Linked DNA regions of Homo sapiens: all the other regions are linked to region 4. A link is a contact called in ENCODE Hi-C or POLR2A ChIA-PET data. All regions are on one chromosome and are shown on one strand. The core of a region is the stretch at or near the end of the contact, and the rest is flanking DNA. Distances in the headings are between cores, read along the strand shown. Region 1 holds the start of IQCJ-SCHIP1-AS1 (IQCJ-SCHIP1 readthrough antisense RNA 1). Region 2 holds the start of LINC00881 (long intergenic non-protein coding RNA 881). Region 3 holds the start of TIPARP (TCDD inducible poly(ADP-ribose) polymerase). Region 4 holds the start of GFM1 (G elongation factor mitochondrial 1).

Region 1 (4,310 bases), core at 174-2,673, 1.1 Mb before region 4:
TGTTAATTTTAGAAGGCATAAACTAATCTATAACATAGAAATCAGATCAGTTGGTTGCCTAGGGACAAGATGGTGGTATTACAAAGGAGTGCAAGGATACTTTTGGGGATGCTAAATATGTTCATTATCTTGATGTTCATGATGGTTTCACAGGTGTGTCAAAACACATACATATGCCATACATATGTCAAAACTCATCAAATTGTACATTTTAACTATGTACAGTTGATGTATGTCACTTATACCTTAATAAAGCTATTTTTATTTTATTTTATTTAATTTTTGAGACGAAGCTTCACTCTTGTCACCCAGGCTGGAGTGCAATGGTGTGATCTTGGCTCACTGCAACCTCCGCCTCCTGGGTTTAAGCGATTCTCCTGCCTCAGCCTCCCGAGTAGCTGGGATTACAGGCGCCCGCCACCATGCCCGGCTAATTTTTGTATTTTTAGTAGAGATGGGGTTTCACCACGTTGGCCAGGCTGGTCTCGAACTCCTGACCTCAGGTGATCCGCCTGCCTTGGCCTCCCAAAGTGCTGGGATTACAGGCCTGAGCCACCATGCCTGGCCAATAAAGCTATTTTTAAAGAAAAGCGTCAAAATAGGCTGAGTCTCCAGAGACAGGGAACAGGCTAGACATGGAGGAACACGTCCCATGAAGGACAGGAAGCCTCAGGGACAAACACAGAGAAAAAGATGTGTAATTATATTCCATTTAGGAGGAAGAGTACACTGAGGCAGTGCCCCCCCTCCCACCCCACTTGGCAACAGGTCCACAGAGCCTTTTGAACAGGAGCAAGAGGGCTACAGTGATGCACTAAGGTCCTGGAGAAGCAGAAGAGAGAAAGCCGACTGTTTGTGGCCCGCTCTCATAAGAGGGAAAACTGTCCAGTCCTGTGCACCAGAGTTAGAGTAGGCAAGAAGATAAGAATTTAAGAGAAACATGAACTTCTGCAAGCAGGACTCCTAATCTGACATCAAAGGCACCAACCCCAGAACCTTTCTTTACTCCATCTATGGCCCTTGAATTTATTAAGAGTGTTCACGCACAAGACGGAATACAAGCCCAGGGCAGGACTGTGAGAAGCACACTGACACCAGATGAGCAGGGGCTGCCCATGGAAGGGGCACTTCTGGGAGTAGTTCTGGTTTTTGGGTAGAGCCCCTCACCCTCTCTGCATGTTTCAAGCATTTATTTGTGCCAGGCACAATGCGAACTACTGGGGATATGGCTGTCCCAGGTGATGACATCACAGTGGAGGGCTGGACCAGGTGCTGGAGGTCTGTCTTGAGCCCCCAGCTCTGAGATGGAGCAAGGATCCAGTCACTAGAGTGTTTCCATCAGGACTCCCCAGGCCCTTCCATGCTGTGACACCAAAGATAGTTCCTGACAGCATCCAAGCTCATCATCCTCCACAGATACCAAGAGAGAGATTAGTTTTCTAAACCCATCGCAAAGTGAAGGTCAGTGCTAGGTTTTAAATCCCACCTAAACATTGTGCATTTTTAAATTTGCCTCTCAATCTTATCTGAATTAGGGATAGCTGATTGTCATCCCATTTTTGAGACCTCAGTCATCCTTCTGCGTGCATCACCACAACTAAGAGGAAGGAAAGAGCACTGGATGTGGAGTGAGGAGACATGGATTCTGTCACTACCCTGCTCTGCAGAACCCAATAGTATGTCATTGAAACAAAACAATACAAAACCCTGTCTACAAAAGAAGACTCATAAGTAAGGGGGTTTTGATGATTTCCCAGTTTACTTATGTCCTTAATTCTAAGGAAGTGCAATAAGAGACTTGTCAATAGGAAACCCTTTAAGTTTCAGGGAGGTGGGAGCTCCTTCCTTTCCTTTTATTTCAAATTATTTTAAGCATTAAAAAAGGGGGCGGGGAACTAGTCTGGTGTCACAAGAAAGAACAAAACCCTGTTCATAAGTTTCTCACTGGGTCTGAGGCAAATCACTTAACCTCTCTGGGCTTCAATTTTCTCAACTGTAAAATGGGAGTTGGATTAGGTATGGGTTGTGTTGTTGTCATAAACATTCATTCATTCATTCATTCAATATTTGAGAACCTACTCCATCCCAGGCATGTTCCAGGCAATAGGTTATAGAGTTAAAAAACAGGCAAGAACTCCCGCCTACATTTCAGAGGGACCAAAAATAGAGGACTAAATAAGATAATGTCAGATAGTGACAAGCACTAAGAAAACAATACACCAGGAGTGCTGGAGTTGGGGTGCAGTGCTGTTACTTTACTTTAGGAAGGGTGGTGGGGGACAGCTTCTCTGAGCTGGTGAGAGTTGAACTGAGTCTGGAATGATGAGAAGGAACCAGACACTTGCTTCCAAGCAGAGGTTACAGAAGGGCAAAAGCCCTGAAGTAGGAATAGGCTTACTTGGTGAAGAGAAGCTATCCCCTTTTCATTGTATACCCCATTCCTAGTGGTGTGTATTAATGCCACTTAAATATATTCATACAAGACATTTTAAAGAGGAGTAAAATATCATTGGATTTGAACAGTTCCTTCAAGGCAGGCCTTCTCTTCCACACGGCTCCTTTGTTCTTCTCCGGTTTCTGTCCTCATGGTCATAAATTCCCTTACGTACTCCAGGCAGCACTAAACAGGATTTAAATCAGTGCTTTTCAATCTTTTATAACAGCGACCCATAGTGAGAAGTAAACTTTATGTTGCAACCCACCATACATATAAAACTAAAGTTTTAAAAATTACCAACTTTACTATGACTCCCTGCAATACACTATCATACATTCTATTTTATTTCATTTTTTTAAATGCTAAGGTGATTTCATGGGAAACTTACTGTTTGAAAAACAGTATTCTAAACCAACACTGACTAGTAATTTTGTTCAAACACAAACCAAAACATGAAAAAATCCACCATTAACCTCAAATGCTACCTCCTTCTCCCTTTTTTCTGTATACATCCTTGCTTTGACACAATGAAATCTAAATTTCTCTGTGTAACTTGTAGAGGAAATGACCAGAAGGGGCATTTCCAGGAAAGCTGGAAGTGAAGGAAAGAAACCCAAATATGCAAATATGCAAACTGTTCACTAGGTGAGGATACACCATTGGTTTCAAAGACTGCCCAAGAAGGAAAGATTCATAGTCTTCACAATAACCAGAAGATGCGTTGGGGGTGGGGGTATGAGGTGGTGCTAGGTAAGCCATCAAATTTTAAGTTCCTGGAGGGAAGGCAGTCTGTATCCCTACCCTTCCCTCACCAGAATTTCAGCCCCATGTGGACTGATGTGTAACTACAGCACTCAGAACCATCCCTGGCACACAGCACATACATGGGTGCTCAAAAACAATTTGTTCCACAACTTTTGAATAATGGAGCTCATTGTCACCATCAAACCCTAACTTTGCATGTATACCCAAGTACTAAATTTTCCTGGAATGTATAAATGTCACGCAATAGCAAACTAACCTCCTGCTTATTTCCCACTCATTGTTCAAGCCCAGGTATTAATGAGGTATTTTTCTCAAGCACAAAGTGGGAAAAGGATATTTTCTATTGCAAGGTATAAGAGATAGTATTGACTGTAATGGAAAGATTCCACGTCTGTTAATGGCCATGGTAAACTCCTAAACAGCTGGAATTAAAATGAGTATGCTAATTTATTAAGTAGTTTCCCAAGGGAAACTAACCAGCAGGCTCTGTCAGCCAAGGGCGCTCTCTGATAGAACCATGGCAATTTCTCTGTGAAACACAGTTACCATCCTCACCCCTGAAGTCAGAAGTGCATGCACCCAATTTTCAGGAGCCCCGGGGTCCTGGTGTCGCAAAAATTACACCCGCAAGGCAAGCATTTTCCCACCTGCCACACAGCTGCCACACACAGAAAGCAGCTCCTTTCAACTACGCCCTTCAGCCCTAATTAGGGTCATCATTAATGATTTCAAATTACAACTGTTGCTTTATCTCAAAGCAGTGCTAAACAGGGGAGCTACCTTCATGATGGTTTTCTTTTAAGTCATTTATCTGCTCTTCTCTCAGGGGCAAAAAAGATGTTGAGACAAGTGTGAACCTGCCAGTGCTTCTTATTATAGATGCAGCCCTCCTCTCCTCCCTCCCTCTTTTCCACTCCAGCACCCCTCCCTGTCTGGCTTTCCTGAATTGAGGCAGTAGCCTCCGGGAAGAAACTGTAAGTGGCTCCGTTATCAAAACAAGGAGGGATTCACAGCAGAGGGAGTGAGTCAGGCGACCGAGGGAAGAACCCCTCCCTTATCCTGACAGGTCCATTTACCCCGTTCCCCCAGGTCAACAATAACTCGGGTT
Region 2 (4,120 bases), core at 499-2,998, 1.6 Mb after region 4:
CCACATGCAAATGGGTCTGATTAAATGCATTTGATGGTAAGATTACTGCCAGGGTTAGATCCTGACACAGATAAACCTTGCTTAAAGAGCTCCCCAAGTCCATTTCTAAACCTCCCATGTACGTTTCTTCCTTTCCAGTGGTAGAAAAAAAATAACCAAGGAAGAGGATCCCTTCCTTTGGGTTATCTGGGGCCAGAATCCCCTCTTCTGTCACTCACCCTGTGGTGGTGCTGGGGGTTGTACTGAGACTCCAAGTTATTTCTCCTTGCTGACCCCTCCTGCTTCCCCTTTCCTATAAGCTCGTTCCAGTTTCCCATAGTTGCAAAAACAAAACACAACAAATAAAACAAAACGACAATGAATAAAGGAAACTCTCCCTGCCTCCCCTTTTAGCTGTAACTTCCCCCTCCCTGCCTAACCAACTCTCTTGAAGCAGTGGTTTATACCCACTACCCCTGCCTCTTCTCTTCTTTGACTCCATTTTGCTTCTAACCTAGTGTGATTTTGTTTCTGCCCTCACATCCCCACTAAAACCAATGTCTCACAAGTAATCAATGACTTCCTCATTGTCAAATACAACAGACATATTCCGGTGCTCATTTGCTTCACATCTCGGTGGCATTTCCCACTCCTGACTACGTCTTCAACCTGGAGAGTCTTGATGTGAACTGCTTGATGCCACTTTTTTCTGGTTTTCTTTCCATTTCTCCATCTGTTCCTCAGGATCTCTTATTTGATCCTTAGGATCTGGTATCTGTCAGGTTTGGGTTTCATGCTTTCATAGTCTTTTCATTCTGCCTGCTCTTCTGGGCCATCCCAGCCCTGCCTTGGCTTCAGTGACCATCTTTAAGTTGACTGTTCCCCAGTGGGCACCTCCAGGCCTCTCTCCTGTGCTTGGAACTCATGTTCCTAACTCTTCCTGGAGGTCTCCACCTGGATGTCCTACAGCCACCTCAAACCCATGTTCAAAACATGCCATCTTCCTCTCAGGTCCATTTCTGTTCCTCTACTTGCAATCACAGTAAATGGTATCAACATCCATGAAGCTGCACAAAGAACCCGAGAATCCTCCCGGATTTCTATTTCCTTTCCCCTTTCCCTGCCTACTGAGGCAGAACCTTGTACCTGGCAGTATATCAGATATCCACCCAGAGTAGTGTGTATGAGTGGATGAATGAACTATGGTGCTACAGAACACCATGGCTCCAACTTGAGTCTGAAACTTGATGTCATTTTGCCTTTCACAGTTTTTCACTGCTTCTTCTTTAATATGAGGGAGTCCACCTAGATGATCTTCAGCTCTGAGATCTATGATCCACACTACTCCAATGTGACACCTTAGTCACTTATCCACTTAACTCCATTCCTTTTTCTTGTGCCTATCACACCTAGGTAAAGGGGAGGGGAACCCCTATGATAAAATGGGACTTAAAACTTAAATTATGCCAGATTACAGAACATATTTTCCCTGGTAAGAGGTCCCAATGTCTCTCTGCAGCCACCTACCTTGAGTCACCGTGAGAACTGGAAAGGGAAACAGGAAGAGTGCATGGGAAGGGCGGGAGAAGCTGAAGGAGAGATTAACAGAAGCCATTTCCTCCTTTCCCTGTCATGCCAGATCCTCTGTCTGTGTGAGTCTCCCCAAGCGCTGCACACGGGAAAGCACCTTCCCTCTTGTTCCTCATGACTTCTGTCTGGAAACGAGTACCGTGACTGTCTCCTGAACGCCTACGTGCCTAGCACTTTCTACTTCTCAAAACATTGCACGAATATTTATTTGAGAGCCTTCCATGCGCAGGCACTGTGCTAAACAATGTGCACCTTATCTCATTTAAATCCCACGACCCTAGCCTATTTTTATCTCCGTTTTGCAGACCAGAAAGCTAGGGCATGGAGCGGTTAACTGCTTCACTAAGGCCATCCAACTAGTAGTGTGGTTCTGGAAATCATCATATCAAACCCAGGTCTGTCTGATTCTATGCCCAAATCCAGGGCAGCCGTGGCTACACTGCTTCTGACGTATTCGTGGTTATCTTTCGCTGCCACTCAAGACACTGAGTACACAGTATCTAGGCTTTTGATAAGTGCTCATTGAAGAAGTGCTTAAACCATGTCAATACGAGCTGGATCTGGTCCCAGCTGCCAGAAGCCAGAAATGCAGCTTTGGGCCTTTCCCATCACCTCTTTGGGCCTCAATTTCCTCATCTGTAAACGGGAGGCATTATGCAAATGCCCTCGAAGGAGGCTGTGCCTTTAACATTCTGTGGCTCTGTTCTCATGGCGCAGTGTCCCCAACGTGCTGCCAAGAAACTGCACTGACGGCAGGACCCAGCAGCTCAGCTCTCCTACGCGGCCCCAGCGGCACGGCTGACGCATGCGCCCTCGCCCTCCATCCTCCGCCCTCGCGCCCCTTGCCTGGCGCGGAGGCAGCTCTTTTCTGCGCACGCGCAGGCCCTCGCCGCCGCCTGACCGCTGGATTGCCTCGCTCCAGGAGGGCGCGGCTGCCTCCCCCGACGCTGGGGAAATCAGTGCTCTCGACAGGGATAGGGGTCTGCCTGCCAGGAGCCATTCGGGGCCCACGGGGGAGCCGCCTGGCCCTCGTTAGGCAAGGTCCCTGGGAAAGCTGCCCCCCACAGGAGAGCGTGTTCCCGCCCGCGCGCTGGACGTGCCGGGGAGCACAGAGAGGCTCTTCCCGCTCGCAGCACAGATGGAAACGCTCTCGCTCTGCGGCCTGGGCTGGGAGGCAGGGGAGGGCCCCAGAGCCCTGCCAGCCCGCAAAGCTGGGAGGATTTTCCTCTCAAAAACGATACCGCTGATTAAACTGAAAACTTCTAAGGTCACGGAGGACGTTTATCCGGGCTGGGGCGGGGAATGGGAGGGCTGGAGGCGTCACCTGATGTTATAAGCTACTAAAAGGCAGCGGACTCTGGCCGGGAGGCAGGCGCTTCATTGCAGCTTAGGGATGAATACATAAACCTGGGCGGCTATTTTTACACTGGCTGAAACAGAGAGCGTGTGTGTGGCAGGGGAGAGGACGCAAGCAGCCCTCCCCCATTCATCCCCTGATCTTCCCCTTCCATCTGGAGAGTTACTCCTCAGAACCGAAGCATTTTTATTTTTATTTTTTGAAATCAGGGAAGGGAAAAGGAATGCAGATCAAAACGTTTCCTAAATGGTAAAAATAAATGAGATAGCAGCATTCTGAATTCTCACGCCTTGGTACTCTCAGTCCTTCCTCCCCTTGTGTGCAGTCTTTTGAAGTCCAAGGTTGTCGGTCTGAGTTTGTCTTTTCCTGCTCAGGAAACATGGAATGGCTTCTGCAAGGTTTGGGCCTGCAGAGAGCTGGAGGAGACAGAGAAAAGAGGAGACTTTTTGCCAAAAATGCATTCTCGATCCCGGCGTGTGCCTGTGCACTGTTGAGTGTGACTTTGTTCTGTTAGGACTTAAAAGAAAGCTCTGCTTCTTTAAATAGGAATTTTCAGACCATGATAAGCACTGAGAAAGCAGAAGATTGTCCAGGAAGGGTGATTGCTTTGAATTTTCACCTGATTTAGACCCACTGAAGCCATTGCCTGTGCTTTCTTGTCAGAATAAATTTGGAGCTGAACTCACCATACCCAAGAGGGAGGCGTGCTCGGGGTAGGGCTGTGAGCTGTATGGGGAATTCTTGCTGACATCAAATCGTTTCAGATCACTCAATTTACTTTGATTTCGTTCAACGTCATTTCATTTTCTTTCCAAGTCCTCTAAGAAGTCTGGAAAAGGAGACACTGAAAATAATTGCAAAACTTAAGGCATGAAATGAAATATCTCCTAAAATTAAAGTAAGGTTGTAGAGGTTCACCATCTTAAGGATTTGTATAGATGACCTTTTAGCAATTTTTCATTTGAGAATTATGGAACTACAAACACACACACACACACACACCAAAACCCCGCAAAAAGGAAACTTCATTAGGAAGGGAAGGTTACCTGCAAAGCTCTTCATTCAATGTGTCATTTCTAAGATTCACTAGATTGGAATGAGGATATAGAGTGGGAATGTGTGGGGTGGGCAAGAAGCAGGGCATAGGGGGAGTTTTAAATTTGTTTCATCCATGACTAATGTCTCCAACAATGG
Region 3 (4,508 bases), core at 1,580-4,079, 2.0 Mb after region 4:
CATGCATTTGTGGACTGAATACATAAGAGTTTGCAATTCTGCTAGGTTAAGAATTTCTACTATAAGGTTAGAGTGGGGTGGGAAATGGGAGGTAGAAATAACTGTATCTAGATGATGACAGCAGGGAAACCACATTTCCACTCAGCTTTGCGGTTCTCTTTATAGTTGTTTATGTATCACCTATCTCATGAGTTGACAAAAAGTTTCTTTAAAAGTTCATCAAATGAAAGATAAACTTCAAACTTAAAACAGTGAGTCAATTTAAGGGTATAAGAACATACACAAGTAACAGGGGCTCTCAATTGAAATGTTCTATGGGAGAAAGCCAGGAGTCTGTTAAGCATTTCTATATTCAGAAAGCTCTAATATACTATCCAAGAATGTTAAGAGTCTACTTTTACAACCCCCAAAAACATTACCGCTTCTGATGGAATACAAGGGTGTGTTTAGTAACAGAAGCCCCATTAGCAACAACCACTGCACGATGTGTCAGAAGACAAGCACAACTTGGTAACACAGAAAAAGCCTCCTAGTTCTTGCCTTCAGAAAAGTTACATACATACATTTTTAAAGAGCAAATGAAGGCATACTATAGAAAAATAAAAAAAAAATATAAAACACACACCAAATTTCAGATTCCTAATCAACTACTGAAAGAGACGAAAAAGTCCTTTCTTCCAAGAATCAGACCCCTTGAAAAAAACTGAAATTTGAAAACATTTACTGAGATTGTGCCAGGTGAGAAAGGAATGGTGATGAGCAATTAATCCTCTTCTCTCTTGTCCAATAAACTGAAAGAGATCTGTGACGCAAGGTCCCATGACTTAATCAAATATGCATCCTAGGTGCCCAATAAAGTGCCTAGCTACCACAATGCACACAGCTGGTGTTCCATATATATTTTGTTGGCTGAATTAGTTAAGAAAAGCACATATTAAATGCTTAGTTCTTTGTTGTTTGTGGGTCAACAACAAAAGGTAAAACTGAGTGTCCCCAAAAGTGAATATTAAAAATTTAATTGGAGAGTCATAAATCTATGTGTAAGAAGTCCATCAAATTCAGAAAAGTAAAATACAAAGCAGTTTATAACGAAGTATTAAATTTACATGATAAGTACAAAAGGAAAAGGCAGAAAAAGGAGAGTTCACTGTAAGCTGGCATTGTTAGGGAAAGCTTCACGAAGAAGGAGGGATCTGACATGAGACATAAATCAACTGGAAAGGAGCCAAGCCAGGCGTTATTATTCATCATTTGGTGTTATTGCCTCAAGGCACAATTGGCACAGATTGTGGTATTCCCTCTCCACCATACCAAACCGGCCTGTGCTTTCCCCACGCGCACACTCTCTAACCACTCCTATCAAACCCAATCAAGGTAAAATAGACACTAAATCGATTTTATTTATATGTGTGTCTGCGCGTACACACGCAAGCGCGCGCGCGCAACTTTTCCTATTATTGCCCTTTCATCAAACTCGGAAACAAAACTGGGAGGAAGAAGCAGAGAACTGGAGAAGTGGCTGGAGGGGGAAAGCCACTAGAACCTAGCTCCTCAATTAGTTTTCATAACAGAAAAATAAAGATGAGAAGAACACATCCTCCGGTCTCCAGCGGCAGGCGACACACCGCGACACCCCTCACCTCGTGACGCTGGGGTTCTGCGGCACTCCCGGCCAAAAGCACTTTCCGAAAAAACTGCCGCTCCAAAGCCTGCCCGCCCGCCGCCGCGCGACACCCCGGCGCCGAGCCCGGGTCCGAGTGACGCCTCCTGTTGGCCGCGGCGGTTTGCTCAGCTCCTGGTCCCGGGCCGCGCCAACTCCGCGCAGTGCAGCTGAGGCGCCGCCCGGCTCTGCAATTCCGGGTGTTCCCGGGCGTCCCCGCCCCCGCCTTCCCCTCAGCAGGCGCCTGGGCGCCCCCCAACTCCTGTCCAGCCTCCTTCGGACCAACGACCCGCCCCGGCCTCCCTGCATCCCAGAGACTACTCGCGGCGCCTTCTCTCTCTAATTCTTCTTTACCCCCTCAGCTCACCTCCCGAGGAGCGTCCAACGGGTCTTGGGGGCTCGCAGAACTGAGCCGCGAAGCGCGGGGGAAAGGCGGCGAGCGCTTCCCGCGGCGGCGGGGAGGAAGACGAAGACTTGTGCGCTCTCAAAGTTAATGTGAAAACATCTTCCAAACTTCTGGGCTGCAGCCCGAAACGCGGGGTAGCCGGAAGGCTCCCGTAGCTGCCGTGCCCTCCCCCCCGGGGTCTGGGAAGGGCTCCTAGGCGCCTCAGAGCACCCGGGGTCGGCCCGCGGGGGAGGCCGCATAGACGCGCCCCCACCCTGACGAACGGGGAAGGGGCAGGCGCCTGCGACCCCAACTAAATCCTTCGGCGCCTCGGTCTGATGTATACACCTGCCACAGGCTCTAAGTGCCTAAGAAGTGTAAACCAATTCCATCTTCATGCTGACGGGACCCGAGTGAATTCGGTACAAAGGGCAGTCTCAAAATCAATCACCCCGATCCGCGAGAGCCCCGCACACTGCCGGCGCGGGGCCGGGGCCGGGGCCGGAGCCGCGAGGCCGGCGCTCGCACTCCCCGCTAGGGTTCTTCAGCCCCTCAGTGCCCTCCCGGAGCCCTTTACCTGAACGGGAGCCTGAGAGAACGGACGACAGGAGCCGAGTGGAAAGCAGTGCCCGCGCCGGAGATCAGCGCCGAGGGCGGGAGCCGACGTCTAGGGACCACAGAGCCGCGACGCGGCGAGCCGCGCACGGGCCATTCCGCCGCCGCGAACGCAGAAAGCCTCGACCGCGCTCCGAGTCCAGCCAGCTCGCCTGTCACCTCGATCTCTGCTTTAAGTGGCTTCCGGTCGCCTCCTCCCGACGGCCCGTCGCGGAGGCGGAGCCTGGGCGGCCGGAGTTCGGTGGGGTGGGGTGAGGAGGCCGGGCGCTCAGTGGGTGTCGGGAAGAAGACCCGCCCCCTGCGCGCGCGTGCGCGTTCGTTCGAGGGGAGGCGCGCGAGTTCTGTGCGGTGGACTTATGCTCCCGCGAGGGGGCGTGTCCTTTCTCGCGTCCGCAGTGTCCCTGAGGGTCCGCGTCTACACGCGGCTGTGAGGAAGGAAGGCGCGTGCCGCGTGGGACGGGCTCCACCTGCCTGCGGACAGATGGAGGGTCACTTTGTTCCGAGAAGACCCAGACACCCGAGGGAGGATGTGAAACGGAACGACCCGTTTCGGTGCGGTTGGCTTTGTTTATTTGCCTACTCCCCAGACGCCTCCAGCCTCTGATTCCGGCACACCCTGTGAGGAAGCAAACGGCTGCCTCCCCCACTGCCACCAGACGAGGTCGCCTGCCCCGAGCCGGACAGGCTGGACAGGCTGCGCACCTGCGGCGGCCGACTATTTCGTGGGCCTTGTACGCCACCTTGCAGAAGGGAAGCTGTGAGGTTTTGGCGATAGAAGCGCATTTACTTGTGTTTTAAAGCCCACAAACGCCGTAGTGACTAACTTATTCATTCAGCAAATGTCTGTCAGAGCGTCTATTACGTACCAGGCATGTAGCCTGAACTTCACGCCTGTCCTCATGGAGCTTGCAGAGCACCTCTGAAATACACACCACATACGGAATGGCCATATTTTCTGGGTTGTAAAATACTTTGAATTGTAACTCCATATATTGAATAGATTTTCAGTAGTGAGGGAAGAAACAATACATTTAGTTCATATAATCCATATGTACGAAAAAGAAGTGCTGGTAATTCCAGACATGGAAGTCAGTAAAACTAGGAGCTAAGAGGTAATAATCATAGACATTATGATTCTAAGCCTTTGTTAAACGGTTCTAAACCAGACTGGGTAAGCGCACCAGCAATGAATAGATTAAGGGTGTTATCTCCTTAGCAGCTTATTTCAAATTGCATCAAGGCAGGGCCATTAAACTAAGGTGAGAATGATATGGGCGGAATTCAGAGGACAATAGGTAAAAGATGAAAATCTTTACATTTAAAATCTTATTGAGACAAGATCTTGGTCAGTGTCTACTCATACATAGAATTGCCTAGAAGCTAATATTTGAGTTTACCATATTACTGTTGGCTTTCTATTTTTCTCATTTGTTCTGTTTCTTTTCTGTCCTTTTGTGCCTTCTTGTAGATTATTAATTCCACTCCCTTGTAACAATTAGGTTGTTATACATTCTTTATGCTTTTAGTAGTATTTCAGTTATTTATTGCTGTGTTCAAACCACCCCCAAAATATAATGACTTAAAACAATGGCTCTTTTATTTACTCATGATTCTGAATTCTCTGGCACAGGAATTCAGTCAGGGCATAGTACAGGTGGCTCATTTCTGCTCCATGATGTCTGGGGCTTCAATTAGCGTGGGCATACTGGGGCCTGGCTGGAATGGCTTAACTAGGGTCATAAGTCTTGGGACTTAAGGATGGAGATGGAGTTTCATGACAAAAATGAAGTGAACATGATGTGGAAAATATGGACATGGAAGCCACGAGCTAAGGATGCTGGAACAGAA
Region 4 (3,996 bases), core at 739-3,238:
GGCAAGAATCTGCCTACTCACAATTTACTTGCACAAATTTTCAAGAAAACTACATAAGGATGAAGTGCTCTAGGTCCTAAGTTAGTCTTCTTTAATAGGAATTCAGTGTTACACTTTTGAGTATTTGACAATCAAAAACTAATTGGGTCACAGTAAGAGAAAGAACCAAATGTGCTTTTGCCAAAGAAGCTGCAATAAAACCAAGAATCCAACTCACCAGGAGTATCTATAATGTTAATATTGACATCTTTCCACATGGTGTAAGTGGCTGCTGACTGAATAGTGATTCCTCTTTGTCTCTCTAGTTCCATGGAATCCATGACAGCACCAACTCCATCTTTACCTTTCACCTAAACACAAGCACAGCAATTCAGACTTTCTCTGTCCCTGCATTCCAAGAAGGAAAGAAATCTTAACTGAAATGGAAACAGTTGCCAGGTGCAGTGGCTCATGCCTATAATCCCAGCACTGTGGGAGACTGAGGCAGGATGATAATTTGAGCCCAAGAGTTTGAGACCAGCCTGAGCAACAAAGTGAGACCTCTTCTATAAAAAATAAAAATAAAACCAGAACACAGATACTTAACTTAAGCAACTTTCAGATAAGCCTAACTGTCAAAAGTCCGCTGTTACCATTGTTTTAATCTTTCAGGTTTATAAGCTTTATTAAATAATAGCAACAAAACAATTAAAATCTGGTTCTAATTAATCCGGAATCAACCGTGAATATATACCTCATGCATCTTTGCAATTCTGCCAGTGTAGTAAAGGACTCGTTCTGTTAATGTAGTTTTCCCAGAATCAATGTGAGCTGAGATTCCAATATTTCGTATTTTTTCATTAGGAATCACCCCTGATGAAGACCATCGGCAGGCCTTCCAATTAACCTGAAAAAAATACGAGAGCTCAATTCTATGCACCTTTTATAAGAGAGAACAACAGACAATTAAAAGGAGTATGGTGGACATTATTCCTCCAAGAAATCTCACTGGATATGAGATAGCTTGAGAAAGGCACCAGGGGAAACCTTTAAGCCTGGAACTCTTGTAATCAGAGGACAGACTTCAAAACAAGACAGTAAAGACGTATTCTTTTAAAATTAATTAATGAATAAGTTAAATTTAATTAAAATGGGAGACACTTTTTACTGCAGATTTGAAAATACACACTGGGGCAGATAAAATCACAAAGACAGCTCCAAAAAATACTTTAATAGAAAATACAAATTTTAGCTTAAATTTAACTTAATTTTTTTCCCTTTCTCCTTTATTGTAGTTCACAGATGACAAATATGTTTGAGAACTTATATGCTCTATGCAGTGATGCTAGTAGCTCCAAGACAGCCCCCAAAGATTTCCAATTCCCTCCAAACAAAAACAATTCATGAAGCTTGTTTTAACTTTACTCTGGTGGCAGGGGATGGGGATCCCTATTAGATGGAATGAAGATACAATATAAACCTTTCCCTATAGGACTGCACATCCAAAATGCACAATTATTCACGGGAAAAGAGAGGCAAAAAAAAAAAAAAAAAACCTTAGAAAAGGTGGATAAAATATCAAAGTATCTGAGTGACAGACACTTTTAGTTGATTAAACCCTAGGGATACCAGAGAGCGAAACAAACGAGCTAACGAGCTAATGTGCAGGCACCGAGGTGCTTTTCAGCACTGACGAGCGACTGCCAGTATTCGGAGCTGTCAGTCATGAGGACCCAGGGGGTGTCACGGCCTTCCATTGCCCAGAAGGGATCACAAGGTTCCGGGAATGGTCCCGATTTAGCCTCTCTATGCTCCGGTACCTGCTTCCTCTGCCAGCCTAGGGAGGCGGGGGCCCTTCCGCGCCCCAGAGCCGCGACGGCTGCAGCTCCCAGGAGTCTCATGGCAAGCGCAGAGCACGCGTCAAAGTCCCGTGGCGCCGGGTGGGTTCAGCTGCCGGTAACGCACCGGGAAGCGGTCAAAGTCACGCCGGCAGCCAATGTTGTAAGAGCACTTCCGGGGCAAAGGACGCGAGGAAAAAGAGAGTGAGGAAAAGAAAGAAGAGCAACTGGATTGGAGGCGGAGCAGTGCCTACGCTGCTCGCGCGCCGTCTGCCGACTTGGAAGAGAAAGTGCAATCGCTTTGCGGAGCTAAAGAAGTGTTTGCTCCCAGTAAGACGGCATAGGTATATGGGTGAGGGAAGGGAGTCCTTTTGTCTTCGTCTTCTTTTTTAAATATTACCTCTGTATGAAGATACAGAATTTAAACATGGTTGTTAGGCCTATAAAGCAATGTGGAGAAATGTATATAACAATTTAAGTAGAAAAGAGCAAAATTGTCTATTACAAATATTAATAGGTATATATATGACATGGCCTGAAAAAGAACGTGGACAAATTATAGTGAATGAACTATCAATTACAATTACAAATACTTTTCCTCATGTCAAAATGTTATTTGTTATTGTTCGATGTCAGACATTTCATGTCCTGTCCATGTGGAAGACTGCATCCTTGACCATTCTGCTTGGATGTGTTAAGAGGCATGTTGAACCTAACAGGTCCAAAACTGAGCTTCGGATCTTCTTCCCCAAACCTTCCACAGTCTTATCCATCTCATAAATGTAAACTTTAGTGATTCTAGCCAAAAATATTAGTCGCTTTGACACCATGCTGTGACATCTCCGGTCTAATCAGTCAGCATATCCTGTAAGCTCTACTTTCAAAAAGACATCCAGGGCCGGACGCGGTGGCTCACACCTGTAGTCCCAGCACTTTGGAAGGCCGAGGCGGGCAGATCACGAGGTCATGAGATGGAGACCATCCTGGCTAACACAGTGAAACCCCGTCTCTACTAAAAATACAAAAAAAAATTAGCCGGGCGCGGTGGCGGGCGCCTGTAGTCCCAGCTACTCGGGAGGCTGAGGCAGGAGAATGGTGTGAACCCAGGAGGCGGAGCTTGCAGTGAGCCGAGATCACGCCACTGCACTCCACCCTGGGTGACAGAGCGAGTCTCAAAAAAAAAAAAAAAAAAAGAAAATCCAGAACTTACTTCTCCCCACCTCTCAGTACTGCCGTTTCTGGAGGGAACTATTGTAATAGCCTTGTAACCGATCTCACTGCTTCTATCCTTGCTGTTGTCAGTGGGCCGGTTCAGGTGCTTGACTTCACCACACAAAAGAATTTGAAAGCAAGTACAAAGTAAGAGTAGGCAAAAAAGTTTATTGTAAACCAAAAGTACACTCTGAGAGGCAGAGTGGGCTGCTCAGAAGAGAGACAGACAGCCTTTAGTATCTCTAGGGAATTCCCTTTATGGGTGAGGCAGGAGAACAGGGTCTAGAGACAGGGAACCGAAGGCCCTGCTGACTTCCTAGAGCTGAACCAAAAGGAAAACCCCACCTCTCCATGCCCAAGTAACAAAAGGATCGGAGGCTACTCCCAATGCACTGCATTGCAGATGAAAAAATGGAAAGTACCTCTGACTGGTCCCCTCTGGCAAATAATCAGACTGGTAGCAGGCCAAGTCCTCATGTGTAACTTTGTAACTTCACTTCAGCCTCTGATTGGTCACCTCCTGCAACCAAGCAGGCTGGTTATGGGCCACTCCTTCATTTACATAGGGTGTAACCAATGGGAACGCTCTAGAGGGTATTTAAATCCCAGAAAATTCTGTAACAGGTGCTCTTGAGCTGTGGAGTGTACTTTTGTTTCAACACATCTGTGCCTTCATTGCTCCATTCTTTCATTGCTTTGCTTATGTGTTTTGTCCAATTCTTTGTTCAAACGCCAAGAACCTGTATGACTCATAGTCAAGACCCTTCACTGGTAACATGGGAGCTGTACATATATATTCATAAAATACTGGTAAGGTCAAGTATGCAAAGGTGGACCTGTGGTTGGCACAGGTACTTGGCATCTACATGTTCTAACACAGGAGTCCCCAACCTCTGGGCCAGAGACCAGTATCAGTCCATGGCCTGTTAGGAACCAGGCCACACAGTAGGAGGTAAGCAGTGGGCGA

The links. A loop is a pair of places that touch in the nucleus more often than their neighbours do. ChIA-PET counts read pairs that join two places held with the same protein, here RNA polymerase II (POLR2A). Pooled maps may share reads with other maps.
Region 1: a pooled map shows a loop between it and region 4 (4-fold over the local background). The contact joins the promoter of IQCJ-SCHIP1-AS1 here to the promoter of GFM1 in region 4. A Hi-C loop is called at or near these places in 1 of 168 maps with a recorded cell type or tissue (endothelial cell of umbilical vein) and 6 of 50 pooled maps. POLR2A ChIA-PET finds 5 or more read pairs at or near these places in 2 of 52 experiments (HEK293 and activated T-cell).
Region 2: a pooled map shows a loop between it and region 4 (6-fold over the local background). The contact joins the promoter of LINC00881 here to the promoter of GFM1 in region 4. A Hi-C loop is called at or near these places in 2 of 168 maps with a recorded cell type or tissue (Right ventricle myocardium inferior and gastrocnemius medialis) and 7 of 50 pooled maps.
Region 3: a loop to region 4 is called in a map of B cell, with 18 times the contacts of the local background. The contact joins the promoter of TIPARP here to the promoter of GFM1 in region 4. A Hi-C loop is called at or near these places in 3 of 168 maps with a recorded cell type or tissue (B cell, naive thymus-derived CD4-positive, alpha-beta T cell and natural killer cell) and 4 of 50 pooled maps. POLR2A ChIA-PET finds 5 or more read pairs at or near these places in 1 of 52 experiments (common myeloid progenitor, CD34-positive).

Annotation. Positions count from the first base shown.
Region 1 is chr3:159,765,725-159,770,034 of GRCh38, reverse strand. It overlaps IQCJ-SCHIP1-AS1 (IQCJ-SCHIP1 readthrough antisense RNA 1), which reads left to right and starts at 1,423. Exons shown (of 3, transcript NR_121669.1): 1 at 1,423-1,461; 2 at 1,536-1,731; 3 at 4,292-4,310. The region is part of intron 4 of IQCJ-SCHIP1 (IQCJ-SCHIP1 readthrough); the gene reads right to left. The region is part of intron 2 of SCHIP1 (schwannomin interacting protein 1); the gene reads right to left.
Region 2 is chr3:157,087,509-157,091,628 of GRCh38, reverse strand. It overlaps LINC00881 (long intergenic non-protein coding RNA 881), which reads right to left and starts at 1,748. Exons shown (of 3, transcript NR_034008.1): 1 at 1,507-1,748. The region is part of intron 3 of LINC00880 (long intergenic non-protein coding RNA 880); the gene reads left to right. It overlaps LINC02029 (long intergenic non-protein coding RNA 2029), which reads right to left. Exons shown (of 3, transcript NR_135546.1): 2 at 3,613-3,770; 3 at 3,082-3,342. RefSeq lists an enhancer at 1,344-1,443 and a silencer at 2,404-2,453.
Region 3 is chr3:156,672,911-156,677,418 of GRCh38, reverse strand. TIPARP (TCDD inducible poly(ADP-ribose) polymerase) reads right to left here and starts at 2,829. Exons shown (of 6, transcript NM_015508.5): 1 at 2,623-2,829. TIPARP-AS1 (TIPARP antisense RNA 1) reads left to right here and starts at 1,706. Exons shown (of 1, transcript NR_027954.1): 1 at 1,706-4,248. RefSeq lists silencers at 1,744-2,103, 2,474-2,543, 2,574-2,623 and an enhancer at 3,034-3,333.
Region 4 is chr3:158,642,519-158,646,514 of GRCh38, reverse strand. GFM1 (G elongation factor mitochondrial 1) reads right to left here and starts at 1,988. Exons shown (of 18, transcript NM_024996.7): 1 at 1,800-1,988; 2 at 734-886; 3 at 218-350. The coding sequence starts at 1,880.